Regions from separate parts of the Homo sapiens genome. Here region 1 is linked to region 2. A link is a contact called in ENCODE Hi-C or POLR2A ChIA-PET data. All regions are on one chromosome and are shown on one strand. Each heading gives the region's core, a stretch centred on a gene start or an enhancer-like site at or near the end of the contact. The rest is flanking DNA. Distances are from core to core; before and after follow the strand shown. Region 1 overlaps LINC02507 (long intergenic non-protein coding RNA 2507). Region 2 has its middle 18 kb from the start of LINC02507.

Evidence for each region. A loop is a pair of places that touch in the nucleus more often than their neighbours do. ChIA-PET counts read pairs that join two places held with the same protein, here RNA polymerase II (POLR2A). Pooled maps may share reads with other maps.
Region 1: a loop to region 2 is called in a map with no recorded cell type, with 9 times the contacts of the local background. The contact joins two enhancer-like sites. A Hi-C loop is called at or near these places in 2 of 168 maps with a recorded cell type or tissue (MCF 10A and PC-3), 4 of 37 single-sample maps with no recorded cell type and 2 of 50 pooled maps. POLR2A ChIA-PET finds 5 or more read pairs at or near these places in 3 of 52 experiments (MCF 10A, PC-9 and endothelial cell of umbilical vein).

The regions. Positions count from the first base shown.
Region 1 is chr4:147,588,764-147,596,335 of GRCh38, forward strand. It overlaps LINC02507 (long intergenic non-protein coding RNA 2507), which reads left to right. Exons shown (of 4, transcript NR_187416.1): 4 at 5,502-5,826. Among named protein-coding and RNA genes, the nearest start is that of LINC02507, 23 kb to the left of the region's middle. Within about 2 kb of position 1,972, at least 3 of the 41 ENCODE cell types and tissues checked have a DNase peak (open chromatin) inside an H3K27ac peak, as active enhancers do.
Region 2 is chr4:147,548,369-147,555,642 of GRCh38, forward strand. No RefSeq gene overlaps it. Among named protein-coding and RNA genes, the nearest start is that of LINC02507, 18 kb to the right of the region's middle. RefSeq lists an enhancer at 2,597-2,656. Within about 2 kb of position 2,428, at least 5 of the 41 ENCODE cell types and tissues checked have a DNase peak (open chromatin) inside an H3K27ac peak, as active enhancers do.

The DNA of each region.
Region 1 (7,572 bases), core at 722-3,221, 40 kb after region 2:
ATTTCCCTTAATTTTTCATTAACCTCAATAATTCTTTGCCATATTTTTCCAAAAATGAAACAGGACTATTACCTCCCAATGTGGGAAAATAAAATGTTCTATGAATTTTTATCTTGTTATTTATACAACAAGCCTTTGGAAACCAGTTAAGTGCTTGAACCAGTTAAGTATTTGGGTGGGACATTTAAAAATAAATCAAGCTAAATAAAGAAGTGTTAAAGTTCATAGAGCAAAGAAAAAGTTATAATCCTTAGCTGAAAGATACTAGGAGACATAGCCATCTATGGGGGTTAAAGATTTAAATTTAAAAATAATAATAATAAAGAGAAGCTCCTTCAAATAAATGCAGGAGGAAATTGAGAATCAACATCAGGACAGCTCATTTGACCTTACGGATATATTTTACTGGTGACTTTCTGGTTTTCAAAACTGTTTCTGATTTTTTTAACTTGTTAATGGCTCCAATTTGCCAGCATATTTCCCAGTTCCCCTGTATTCCACTCAGTAAATCTTGTTCATTTTCAGCTTTTATTTTCTTGTTCAGTCCCTAATAACGGACAATTTGTAAGGAAGCAAACTAAAACACTTGGATTAAATAATGCATTTTTTTTCATTATGCTGATGGGTTCATTTTCAAAACAAATGTAAGCTTCATAATTTACTGATATTTCGTGATTTTTACCTTATTTCTGTGAGGATTTCTTTCTCATGGACTTCTGTCTTTGCCATTGACAAAACTCCTAATAATACCACCCAAATCCTAAAAGGGGTTAAACTTCAAGTGACTGATGTTCTGAAAGTGACATGATCAAAAAATAGTCTCATCCAGAAATTTAGATTTGTGACTTAAGTTATCAGAAGAGTTTCCAAAACTCCAAACAGCCTGCATTAATTCTGGCTTTTTTGGTTTTCTGTTAGTCTGCCTCTGTTTTTATACTAAAAGGGTATACAGAAATTTGTGTGCATTGCTCATCCTGAGTTGAATTCCTATGAAGTAGAGCTGAGTACAGAAATGTCTTTCACTTCAAAGGGCATACTGTGGGGTGCAAAGAAAGGCAGGCTTGGGTCCTTCCAGCCAAACATTGCCCTCTGGCACTCATGCTCAACTCCCCAGGGATACAAGAGGGCAATCTCCGGCCCTTGTAGCTCTAGGTAACATTTCCCACAACCCCTGACTCATAAATATTGACATTTGGGAAAAATAAGACCAAAAAAGAAAAAAGGGCTTTTTCAAAACAAAAAAAAAACTGTTTTTAAGATGAAGTGTTTATATATTTTCTAAAGCCTGGTTTATACCTAAGCTATCACTATAATTTTTAAATAAAATATACCTCATCTTGGGATTTTAAAAAAATAGTATTATCCATCAACCACTAGAGAATATAGGAAAGAAAACTTTCAGCACGGTTTTTATTTATTTATTTTATATTTTTCCATCCGGAAAATAACAGGACTGAGTTGAAAGCAATTTTTTCTAAAAGTAGCAATAGCAACATTCTCAGATAAAATCTTTTTTGCTGAATATCAACGTTTAAATTATAGTGAATTTGAAGTTATTTATTTTCAGCAAAAGCTTTTCTTTTTCCTTTTAAATATTTGTCTCCACCCCTCTTTGCTTCAAAAAACAGAAATGATGTGACAACTGAGACCTTCGAGAATTCCTTAGACCCCAGCCTGTTTTCATTGTGGAACTACAGCGCGACCTGGTGGTAGTTGCTGTTTTTAGCATGGTTTATGAATAAATGGTCAAAGTTTCAAAACCAAAACAAAGGAAAGCCTTGTGTTTAGACTTTTAGAAAATATAGTATCAGGAAAGAAAACAGTGGGATGGCTCTCTTAGAATCATAATTACAGATAGAACTTTTTTTAAGTTTTTTAACTATAATATACTTTTTTTTCCCTTAGGGTGTCGCTCTGTTGCCCAGGCTGGAGTGCAGTGGCGTGATATGAGCTCACACCGCAACCTCCGCTTTCTGGCTCAAGCCATCCTCCAGCCTCAGTTCCCGAGTAGCTGGGACCACAGGCACGAGGCACCACACCCACTTCTTTTTTATTTTTTCTTTTGTATTTTTTTGTAGAGATAGGGTTTCACCATGTTGCCCAGGCTGGTCTCCAACTTCTGAACTCAAAGAGATCCGCCCACCTCGGCCTCCCAAAGACCTAGGATTACAGGCGTGAGCCACTGCGCCTGACCAAATATATCTTTTAAGAATAAATAATCTAGTAAGGTTATTGATGAGTCATTATATCACCTGATACAATTTTTAACATTCATATATTTTCAGGAATATGAATTTTCAGTCATATTTCCTCTTTTTAACTACTTTTACAGTTCTCTAAACAATGCTTCAAAAACATTAACAGAAAAAAATATTTAATCAGTGATACAAGAGAAGACTGTTTTATATGCTTTTCTTTGACAACTAGCAGCACATTGATGCAAGAGTTTATAGACAAAATGGTGATTCATAGTAACTGTAATCTTCTCTGTGTTTATTGTACTTTACACCCATCTTATCTAATCCTCTCAACCACCCTGTTAAATTCAGAATCAGTATCTCCATTCTACAGATTAGAAAACTGAGGCTTCAGGATATGAAATAACTTGTTCAAGGTCACTCCTCTGGTGAGTGACAGAATGGACTCAACCCTGGGCCTGCCTGCTCCAATGCCTAGGCATAGGGTCAGGCTGGTGATAGGCCCTTTTTAAAGATTGGCTGATTCAATGAGCAAATGCATCTACTGTGAGAATATTAAAGGTAAGCCTGGACTGGATCCAAAGTCTTCTGACTTGATAACCAGTAAATCTTCCAGTAAAGTTTAGACATATTTTGAACTTTCTCTTGTTTCTGCCTGCAGTTGCACTCTCCTGAGCCTGCTAAGTCCCCACTATTTTCTACAAAAGAACAAAGAAAAAATACCAGGCGAGAGTGACCCATAGCCTGAGCCCCAGGCTGTTTTACCCACGAGGCCCTAGCAGGGGATCTTTTCCACTTTTGTGCCATAGATCCCTTTGGAAGCCTAAGTGAAGCTCCTGGAACTTTTTTAAAATGCCCCACAAAGAAAGCCAACTATTTTAAAATAAAATTTTCAAAAAACTTTTAAAAACTCGGCCGGGCGCAGTAGCTCACGACTGTAATCCCAGCACTCTGGGAGGCTGAGGTGGATGGATCACTGAGGTCAGGAATTTGAGACCAGCCTGGCCAACATGGTGAAAACCCATCTCTACTAAACACACACACACACACACACACACACAAAATTAGCTGGGTGTGGTGGCACACGCCTGTGATCCCAGCTACTTGGGAGGCTGAGGCAGGAGAATCTCTTGAGCCCAGGAGGCGGATGTTGTGGTGAGCTGAGATTGCACCACTGCACTCCAGCCTGGGTAACAGAGCAAGAGTCATCTCAAAAAAAAAAAAAAACTTTAAAATACTAATTTGTAAATATGTGCTTATTTATTAATGCATTTAATAACAAGATTTAATAACAATGTCACAACTATATATTCAAAGTAGCAATTAGTATAAATGATGTTTTGGGATATTCGTAATCCCTGTAATGTGACATGAATATATCTATTGTTTCTATTGGTGAGAGAGATATTGTTAATATTAATGTGATGTATGGCCTATATTCTTTAATAAATAAAATTACAAATTTCAGTTTGAAGTTAATGAAAACAGATTTTTTTCATCCAAGTTCATGGACCTTCTTACCCTCCTGAATTAAGAAATCAAAGCTAATCTTAAATAAGTCACAGCTAAATCTTTTCAAAAACTAAAAAATTTTAAAATTCTTAAATTCTGTCAAAAAAATGCTTAAGCAATATATATATGTTTCCCTTGATTAGTGTGAGATATTCACTTTAATATGAATATTATGAATAATATGAATATTCACTTTAATATGAATAATATGAAGCAAGACTCCAAAAATAAGCATGGATCTAGGACCTAGGGAGATGTTAAAACAACCTTGCCTGAGTCTCATGACAGTAATCAACAAATAATAGTATTATTTGCCCATAATAATAATTCAGTTTGTATGCATCTGACAAAGGACTAATATCCAGAATCTACAAGGAACTCAAACAAATCAGCAAGGAAAAAAAACAAACAAACAAATAATCCCATCAAAAAGTGGGCTAAGGACATGAATAGACAATTCTCAAAAGAAGATATACAAATGGCCAACAAACATATGAAAAAAAAGTTCAATATCACTAATTATCAGGGAAATGCAAATCAAAACAACAGTGAAATACCACCTTACTCCTGAAAGAATGGCCATAATTTAAAAATCAGAAAATAACAGATGTTGGTGTGGATGTGGTGAAAAGAGTGCATTTTACACTAGTGGTGGGAATGTAAACTAGTACAACCACTATGGAAAACAGTGTGGAGATTCCTTAAAGAACTAAAAATAGAACTACCAGTTGATCCAGCAATCCCCCTATTGGGTATCTGCCCAGAGGAAAAGAAGTCAATATAAGAAAAAGACACTTGCACACGCATGTCTCTAGCAGCACAGTTCGCAATTGCAAAGATATGAAACCAGCCTAAATGTCCATCAGCCAACAAGTGGATAAGGAAAATGTGGGATATATAACTACTCAGCCTCAAAAAGGAAAAAAATAATGGCATTCGCAGCAACCTGGATGGAGTTGGAGACCATTATTCTAAATGAAGTAACTCAGGAATGGAAAACCAAACAGGAATGGAAAACTAAGCTATGAGGACGCAAAGGCATGAGAATGATATAATGGACTTTGGAGACTCAGGGGGAAGGTTGGGAGAGGGCCAATGGATAAAAAAGTACACATTGGGTACAGTGTACATTGCTCAGGTGACAGATGCACCAAAATCTCAGAAATCACCACTTAAGAACTTTTCCATGCAACCAAACACTACCTTTTCCCTCAAAACTATTGAAATATAATAGAAATAAAAGAATAAAAAAATCATAATAATAATTCAGTTTGACATGACAAACATTGAGCAGCTACTATGCTAGACACACTACTAGTGTTTTTAAAAATACATTTTAAAAGTGAATACTTCTTTGTCATTTGTGCAGCATTTATCATTTTCAAAGCAGTTCTACACACATCTTTCTTTCAAATCTAATTACAACTTCAAGGGGCAAGGCAGGGTCTGGAGACTTATTCATTAATTCTGCATTCCCACGATAAATCTCACTCTGGACCCATAGTAAGTACTCAATAAAAGAAGACAGTTTACTCCACCTTTATCCCCCAAGCAAGCCCCTGAATTAGGGCTGCCAGGTAGGATACAGAATGTTCAGTTAAATTTAAATTTCAGATAAACAATTTTTTACTCTAAGTATATCCCATGAAAATGATTTTTAAATATCTATAATATGGGACACACACACATTTTTTTGAGTATTTGTTGTTAACCTAGATTTCAAATTTAACTGGGCATTCTGTGTTTTTGCTGGCTAAATTTGGCAATTCTTTCCTGAATTTCTCTGCCCAGGAGCTCCCTCTGCTGCAGGAACTCAACGATAGGGAGGAAGAGTCCAGAAAAGTAGGGCTGTCAGCACCTCTGTGAGCAGCCGACGATCCACAGCGGATGGAGTTTGGTGGTAAAGGTACTCACTTCCTGTCTCTCTGGTGATGATTTTGAGCATGTTCTACAAAGTCTTTCAGATGGTCCCAGTAGGTTGGAGCCCAGCTGCCCTCAGTGGTAACCTGCCCATTAACGTATCCTGTGTTGGTTTCCTTTCCTCCCCTACCTCACCTCCCCACTCCCCTTTCTATGATTCCTAGAGTCACCTCCCAAATAAACTTTCACATTTACATTATTGTCTCATGGTCTCTTCTGAGGGAACTCAAACTAAAACAAAATGCTTATTGAATTAAATCCTCAGTTGCAGATGAGAGGTTCAGGGACCATGCCAGATGCTGAAGGCACCAAGATGGATAGTGATGAGCCTTCTCATTCAGCCCTTACTCAGCACTGCCTCTGGCTACCAAGCACTGTGCTCCTATCATGTACCAGCCCCTGGGACTCTCCGTTTACATGCATCTTGGCTAACCCTTTCCACCACCCTGCCCAGTAGCTATCATTATGCTCAAATTGCAAACGGGGAAATTGATGCTCAGAGGGTTTTCCAAAGTCACACAGTCATAGAAATGCCATCTTTGGTTAGGGAGCAGTGCCTCACACCTGAAGTTTCAGCACTTTGGGAGGCCAAAGCTGGCAGATCGCTTGAGCTCAGGAGTTTGAGACCAGCCTAGACAACATGGCAAAATCCCATCCACACAAAAAATACAAAAATTAGCTGGGTGTGGTGACATGCCTATAGTCCCAGCTATTTAGGAGGCAGGATTGCTTGAGTCCAGGAGTTCAAGGCTTCAGTGAGCTGTGATCACGCCACTGAACTCCAGCCTGGGTGACAGAGTGAGTCTCTGTCTCAAAAAAAAAAAAAAAAAAGAAAAGAAAAAGAAAAGGGCCGGGCGCAGTGGCTCACGCCTGTAATCCCAGCACTTTGGGAGGCCGAGGCGGGCGGATCACAAGGTCAGGATATCAAGACCATCCTGGCTAACACAGTGAAACCCCGTCTCTACTAAAAATACAAAATATCAGCCGGGCGTGGTGGCGAGCGCCTGTAGTCCCAGCTACTTGGGAGGCTGAGGCAGGAGAATGGCGTGAACCCGGGAGGGGGAGCTTGCAGTGAGCCGAGATTGCGCCACTGCACTGCAGCCTGGGCGACAGAGCGAGACTCCGTCTCAAAAAAAAAAAAAAAAAGGAGTGCCATCCTCCTGCAACACACCACCTCCCTGAGACCCACAGACAATAATACAACAGGCTTTAGGACACGCCTCTCTTGAAGTACTTAAAAGTGAGTTGAGAATACACAACACTTATACATGAAAAAATAACTCATGACACAAGAGAGTAAGGGAAATGTGTGACAGGCAGCTCAGAGAAGAATCCCTATGGAGTTCAGAAGAGAGATAAGGGTCAACTGGGAATATTAGAGAAATCTCATGGGTGGCTGGACTTAGGCTGAGCCGGAGTGAATGAGTTAGATTCAAATGGGAGACTCAGGGAAAGGAGAGAGTTGTGAGTGAGAAGGATGAGTAGGCACCGTGCAGAAGCAGCACTGGGCATGTTTACTGTGACTGTAAACAGAAAGATGGCCTGAGGACAGGATAGCAGGAACCAGGCCATATTATAGAGGCCTGGGGATGCCAAGAGCTATGGTTTGAATATGTGTCCCCTCCAAAACTCATATTGAAATTTAATCCATTGTGGCAGGATTGAGAGGTGGGGCCTTAGGGAGGTGATTAGATCATGAGGGCTCCATCCTTATCAAGGAATTAATCCGTTCATGGATTAAGGGGTGAATGGAGTAATGGGTTATCACAGGAGTGGACTCCTGACTTTATAAGAAGAGAAAGACCTGAGCTAGCACATTCAGCCCCTTGCCAAGTAATGCCCTGCACCACCTTGAGACTCTGCAGAGAGTCTTCATCAGCAAGAAGGCCCTCACCATATGCAGTCCCTTGACCCTGAACTTCTGAGCTTCTATAACTGTAAG
Region 2 (7,274 bases), core at 1,178-3,677:
AATGTCATAGGTCCAACTTTTTCTCTATGTTATGAAACCTGATAGGGGTAGGCCTGGATTACTCTCCCTCACTCTCAGTCAAAATTCCATTGGGACAAATGGAATTCTGCTGAACAACTTAGATCTAGCAAGCAGGGCCAACCCCTGGAGCTGGGGGTAGAAGGGTGATTTCCCAAAGAAAGGAGAATTGGCCAGACGCAGTGGCTCACACCTGTAATCCCAACACTTTGGGAAGCCAAGGTGGGCGGATCACCTGAGGTCAAGAGTTCAAGACCAGCCTGGCCAACATTGCTAAACCCCATCTCCACTAATATTACAAAAGTTAGCTAAGCATGGTGGTAGGTGCCTGTAATCCCAGTTACTCGGGAGGCTGAGGCAGGAGAATTGGTTGAACCCAGGAGGCGGAGGTTGCAGTGAGCCAAGATCACTCCACTGCATGCCAGCCTGGGTGACAGAGCAAGACTCTGTCTCAAAAAAAAAAAAAAAAAAGAAAGGAGACTTGTCTATATATCTTGCTACTCCTTATTTCAGCTCCTTTTTGACATAGTTAGCTCAGTTCATTCATCAATTGTTATTAGTTTTTAAAAATAATTTTCCCTTTCAAATTATAAAAAGAATATATCAAATATGTCAATAATGTCTTTAAAACTCTTACAGAACAATAATTAATGAACAATCCATGTATATATGGAGGGAAACCCTATATATGGTGATATGGTTTGGCTCTGTGTCCTCACCCATATCTCATCTTGTAGCTCCCATAATTCCCACATGCTGCGGGATAGACCCAATGGGAGATGATTGAATCATGGGGGCAGGTCTTTCCCATGCTATTCTTGTGATAGTGCATAAGTCTCATGAGATCTGATGGTTTTTAAAAGGGGAGTTTCCCTCCACAAGCTCTCTTCTCTTGTCTGCCGCCATGTGAGACATGCCTTTCACCTTCTGCCATGATTGTGAGGCCTTCCCAGACACATAAAACTGTAAGTCCAATAAACCTCTTTCTTTTGTAAATTGCCCAGTCTCGGGTATGTCTTCATCAGCAGCTTGAAAACGGACTAATACATATGGGGATATATATCTGACTTATCCAGTCCTTTGCTACCCTAAACAAGACAGTGCCGTACATCATTGTCAAGTCTCCAGGGGGATTTGCATGATTTCTCTGGGAGATGTAAGCAGGACTGCTGCTGGATCATAAGGTTTGTGCATAGTTAATATCACCAGTTACAGCCAGGATGTCTCCAGAATGGCCAAACTAGTCCTGGGTTGATCCATCATTGAAGAGTTCAACAGCTCCAGATGCCATGAAATTGCTCCACTTTACACTGGAACCATCACGATGGAGGAGCATACACCGTTAGGGACACGTAAGCAGACACTGTCAAAGACCAGACCGGACCCCCTTGCATCCATTTTACCAGCTCTCTTCACTCATCTCCAGCTTCAAAGTTTTGGGGTTTTTTTGTTGGATTTTGTTTGTTTTTGAAACAGTGTCTCGCTCTTTCGCCCAGGCTGGAGTGCAGTGGTATGATCACAGCTCACTACAGCCTCGACCTCCTGGGCTCTAGAAATCCTCCTACCCCAGCCTCCTGAGTAGCTGGGAGTACAGGTGCATGCCACCACACCTGACTTTCTTTTATTTTTTTACTTTTTGTTTTTAGTAGAGAGGGGGGTCTTGCTATGTTACCCAGGCTGGTCTCGAACTCCTGGGCTCAGCAGTGTTTCTACTGCTTAATATTTACACCTGCAACAATCGGTGGCTCACCCTTGGACACTGGAGCCCGCCTAGACTGTAAGAAGAACTGCCTTGGAATTGTATATCCTCCTCCACCCCCACCACGACCTATAGCCAATGACTTACTGGTGTGGACTTACACCAGCTCTTGTATCTCAAGGTGGGGTAAACACCTTGCACCCTGGAGATCAGGCTGAGTCTGGGACTTCACCTGACATCTCAACTTTACTTAGTTTCTCTCTTTCCTTCCCGCAGCCTACTTCTTCCACTCCCTTACTAATTTCCTCTGGAAGCTGTGCCTTAACAAACCACTTACACCCAAATCCTTGGTTCAAGCTCAGCTTCAGGAAGAATCTGGGCAAAGACACACATTTCTATTTCACTGCTGAACATAAATGACAAATTCCAGACATTGATCATGTTAGATTCTTCAGCATACTAAATTTGGGCTCCTATTTAAAACTACTTTCACTTTCTTTACTGGGCCATCTTAATATAATATACTAAAATCTCTCCTAATTGACAATCCAAGCTTCCTCCCCCACAGCTGCAGTCCCAGCTGCTGTCAAAGAGCATGGCTTTTCTGTGGGATAGTCACGTCGACCCCTGTAGGAACTCCATTTCAGACTCTCAGGGGGTATGACTGTTAGGTGTTTCTGTGTCTCCAAATGTTACTCATGGCAGAAAGCAGCTGCAATTGCCCTTTACAGAACATGCCCCTCTCAAATAGCTGTCACGTGAAAATTTGAGTCATTTATGAAGCTGCAAACCAGTAAGAGAGGTAACAAGATTAAGTCAGGGTGGGCGGGAAAGTGCAGGCAGCACACACAGGCTGCTCGTCCAAGGAGTGTGACTGTGAGAACACTTGGGAACTCGGGCAGCAGCCAGAGGAAACAGCAGGGGCAAAGGAAAGGTGTATGTATATTCAAGAAAAATACAACCTCAGCGTTTTTAGGACAGAAGAATTGACGCCAGTGAAAGGAAAAAATTGTGTAGGGATGAAAATAAAAAGATATTTGATAGATGAAGTTCCCAGAGAAGGTGAGAGGGGGAGGAAATGGCAGTCTTGGAAAGGAAGAAGGTCTTCACTGATGATCAAAAGTGCCTGTGTCTTCAGGCATAGGATTTCCTATGAGTTCCATGTCCTCTGTCTGTATGTTAGGCTTAAGGACAAAGGCCTATTTGTGCCATACAAAGAAAAGTGCCTGTATTAGGCCGTTCTCACATCACTATAAAAATACCTGAGACTGGGTAATTTATAAAGAAAAGAGGTTTAATTGCCTCCTGGTTCTGCAGGCTTTATGGGAGATGACATGGTGCTGGCATCTGCTCAGCTTCTAGGGAGGCCTTGGGAAGCTTACAATCAGGGTGGAAGGTGGTGGGGGAGCAGGCATGTCACGTGGCAAAAGCAGGGGCAAGGGAGAGACGTGGGGGGAAGCTCTCTTCACTCATCTCCAATACTTTTAAACAATCAGATTTTGTGATAACTCACTATCATGAAAACAGCACCAAGCCATGAGGGATCTGCCTCCATGTACCAAACACCTCTCACCAGGTCTCACTTCCAACATTGGTGATATGGTTTGACTGTGTCCCCACCCAAATCTCATCTTGAACTGTAGCTCCCATAATCCCCACTTGTCGTGGGAAGGACCTGGTGGGAGGTAATTGAATCATGGGGTCAGGTTTTTCCCAGGCTATTCTCATGACAGTGAATAAGTCTCATGAGATCTGATGGTTTTATAAAGGGCAGCTCCCTTGCACATGCTCTCTTGCCTGCCACCATGTAAGATGTGCCTTTGTTCCTCCTTTGCCTTCTGCCATGATTGTGAGTCCTCCTCAGCCATGTGGAACTCTGAGTCCATTAAACCTCTTTTTCTTTATAAATTATCCAGTCTCAGGTTTTTCTTCATAGCAGTATGAAAATGAACTAATACAATAAATTGGTACTGGTAGAGTGGGGTACTGCTATAAGAATACCTGAAAATGTGGAAGCGACTTTGGAGCTGAGTAACAGGCAGAGGTTGGAACAGTTTGGAGGGCTCAGAAGAAGACAGAAAAATGTGGGCAAGTTTGGAACTTCCTAGAGACTTGGAGGGCTCAGAAGACAAGAAGGTGTGGGAAAGTTTGGAACTTCCTAGAGATTTGTTGAATGGCTTCGACCAAAATGCTGATAGTGAAATGGACTATAAGGTCCTGGCTGAGGTGGTCTCAGATGGAGATGAGGATTGTTGGGAACTGGAGCAAAGTTGACTCTTGCTATGTTTTGGCAAAGAGACTGGCAGTATTTTGCCCCTGCCCTAGAGATCTGTGGAACTTTCAACTTGAGAGAGATGATTTAGGGTATCTGGTGGAAGAAATTTCTAAGCAACAAAGTGTTCCAGAGGTGACTTGGGTGTTACTAAATGCATTCAGTTTTATGTATTCACAAAGATAAGGTGTGGAATTGGAACTTGTGTTTAAAAGGGAAGCAGAGGATAAAAGCTTGGAAAATTTGCAGCCTAATGATGCAATAGAAAAGAAAAACCCATTTTCTGAGGAGAAATTCAAGCCTGCTGCAGAAATTTACATAAGTATCAAGGACCCAAATGTTAATTACAGGACAATGGGGAAAATGTCTCCCAGGCATGTCTGAGGTCTTCACGGCAGCCCCTCCCAATACAAGCAGGGAGGCCTAGGAGGAAAAAATAGTTCTCTGTGCTGGGCTTAGGGCCTTGCTGTTTTGTGCAGTCTTGGGACTTGATGCCCTGTGTCCCAGCTGTGGATAAAAGGGGCCAACGTACAGTTCAAGTCATTGCTTCAGAGGGTGCAAGCCCCAAGCCTTGACAGCTTACACATGGTGTCAGGCCTGCAGGTGAGCACAGGTCAAGAATTGAGGTTTGAGAACCTCCACCTAGATCTCAGAGGATGTAGGGAACTCCTGGATGTTCTGGCAGAGGTGTGCTGCTGGGGCAGAGCCCTCATGGAGAACCTCTGCTAGGTCAGTGGGGAAGGGAAATGTGGGGTGGGAGCCCCCACACAGAGTCCTCACTGGAGCACTGTCTAGTGGAGCTGTGAGAAGAGGGCAACTAGCCTCCAGTCCCCAGAATGGTAGATCCACCAACAGCTTGCACTGTGCACCTGGAAAAGCTGCAGACATTCAATGCCAGCAGCCAGGAGAGGGGCTATACTCTGCAAAGCCACAGTGGCAGAGCTGCCTGAGACCATGGGAATCCACCTCTTGCATCAGCATGGCCTGGATGTGAGACATGAAGTCAAAGGAGATCATTTGGAGCTTTAAGATTTGACTGCCCCACTGGATTTCGGACTTAGCCCCTTTGTTTTTGCCAATTTCTCCTGTTTGGAACGAGTGTATTTACCCAATGCCTGTACCCCACTGTATCTAGGAAGTAACTAACTTGCTTTTGATTTTACAGGCTCTTAGGCAGAAGGGACTTGCCTTTTCTCAGATGAGACTTTGGACTGTGGACTTTTGAGTTAATGCTGAAATGAGTTAAGACTTTGGGGAACTGTTGAAAAGACATAATCGGTTTTAAAATTTGAGGACATGAGATTTTGGAGGGTCCCAGGGTGGAATGATATGGTTTGGGTCTGTCCCCACCAAAATCTCATCTTGAACTGTAGCCCTCATAATCCCCACGTGTCGTGGGCAGGACCTGGTGGGAGGTAATCGAATCATGGGGGCAGGTTTTTCCCTTGCTATTCTCGTGATAGTTCATAAGGCTTATGAGATCTGATGGTTTTATAAAGGGCAGTTCCCCTGCACATGCTCTCTTGCCTGCCACCATGTAAGATGTGCTTTTGCTCCTCCTTTGCCTTCGGCCATGATTGTGAGACTTCCCCAACCATGTGGAACCATGAGTCCGTTCAACCTCTTTTTCTTTATACCCAGTCTCAGATATTTCTTCATAGCAGTACGAAAATGGACTAATACAATTGGGAATTACAATTCAGCATGAGATTTGGGCACAGACAAATATCCAAACTATATCAGTGCCTTTTTAAATAGTGCCTTATAGGAGCATCCTGGAAAGATAACCATCCAATGCACCAGTATGAACACTTTACCTTGGCCACCATCTAGCCAGGGGAACTAGGGGAAGACTCACCTAGGGCTGGAGTCAGAAGGCATCTCAGTCATGCTCAAGGCTATTTTTGTGTACCAGTGGAAACATAACTGTGCAGATTTTTTCTATAAGGAATATTCATTGCTCTGGCAGTCAAATACACACACACACATTTTATATATATATATATATATATGTATATGTATATATATATATAATTTTTTATGATAATGGTGTTTAAACTTCCTCAGTTTAACAGTTGACTATACACTATATACCCAAGTTAAATCAAAATCTTTTCTTTATATATGTATGCTTTCTTAGAGAACCAATCAGAGAAAATACATTTCCAAGAAGCTGAAGGTGTATACTGTCTGCATATATCCCTTAATCTTTTATTTGACAGATATGTCCTAATCTCAAAGCTGTTCCACATTAAAGAGTCTTTCTAGGTGTTCCAAATCTATCAGTTAGGGTTGCTGCAGGAGATGAAGCCCCAGGGCAGTCTAACATGCCTATCTTCCACTCCTGTGTATGTCTACGGAAAATCTATAAAATAGTAGATTGTCCCAGCCTGGGCAACATGGTGAAACCCATCTCTACCAAAAAAATATAAAAATTAGCCTGGCATGTTCATGCATGCCTGTAGTCTCAGCTACTCAGGCGGCTGAGGTTGGAGGATTGCTTGAACCCTAGAGGCAGAGGTTGCAGTGAGCCAAGATCGTGCCACTTGCACTCCAGCTAGGTGACAGAGAGAGACCCTGTTTCAAAAAAAAAAAAAATAGTAGACTGTTTTCTAACTCCTTCCTTCCCCTCCCACACACCTCCACCAAGTGCTAGATTCCAAATATACTTGGGCTCAATATTCATTAGGCAGAAGGGATTCTGAGTTCACCACTTTCTCCACATTGTCCCCCTATTTCTCAGATCCAGTATCATTTTAAATATCCAACAATTACATTATGAATTGCAAAACTCCTTGGACTTGGTTAGGTGGTATAACCACTCATTTTTTTAATCAGCCCAGAATTTCAGGTCTTTTTCAATCAAAATATAGAAGGATCATGGGAGCTTAATACTCTACTGAACCATGAATTGGTTGAGGCAAAATAATGGCATTACCTCTGACCACGCGTGAGATCACTCGTCATTTCACCAGGTTGTTGCAGAATACTCCAAAGACTATTCTCTGGTTATGCTCATGAACTCTCATCCAGAAATTATGCTGCATGGTGTACAATCCTACAAGATTTTGCCTCTGTCGATCACACAGTATGCAACAAGTTGAAGGTGGTTGTCCTGATTTCAGGTCTCTCCTTGGAGAGATCTTATTTGACCCTACAATCTAAACTAGCCACTGAGTCACCCTATCATACCACTCTGTTTAAATTCTCTGCATAGGCTGAGCGTGGTGGCTTACACCTGTAATCCCAGCACTTTGGGAGGCCAAGGTGGGTGGATCACGAGGT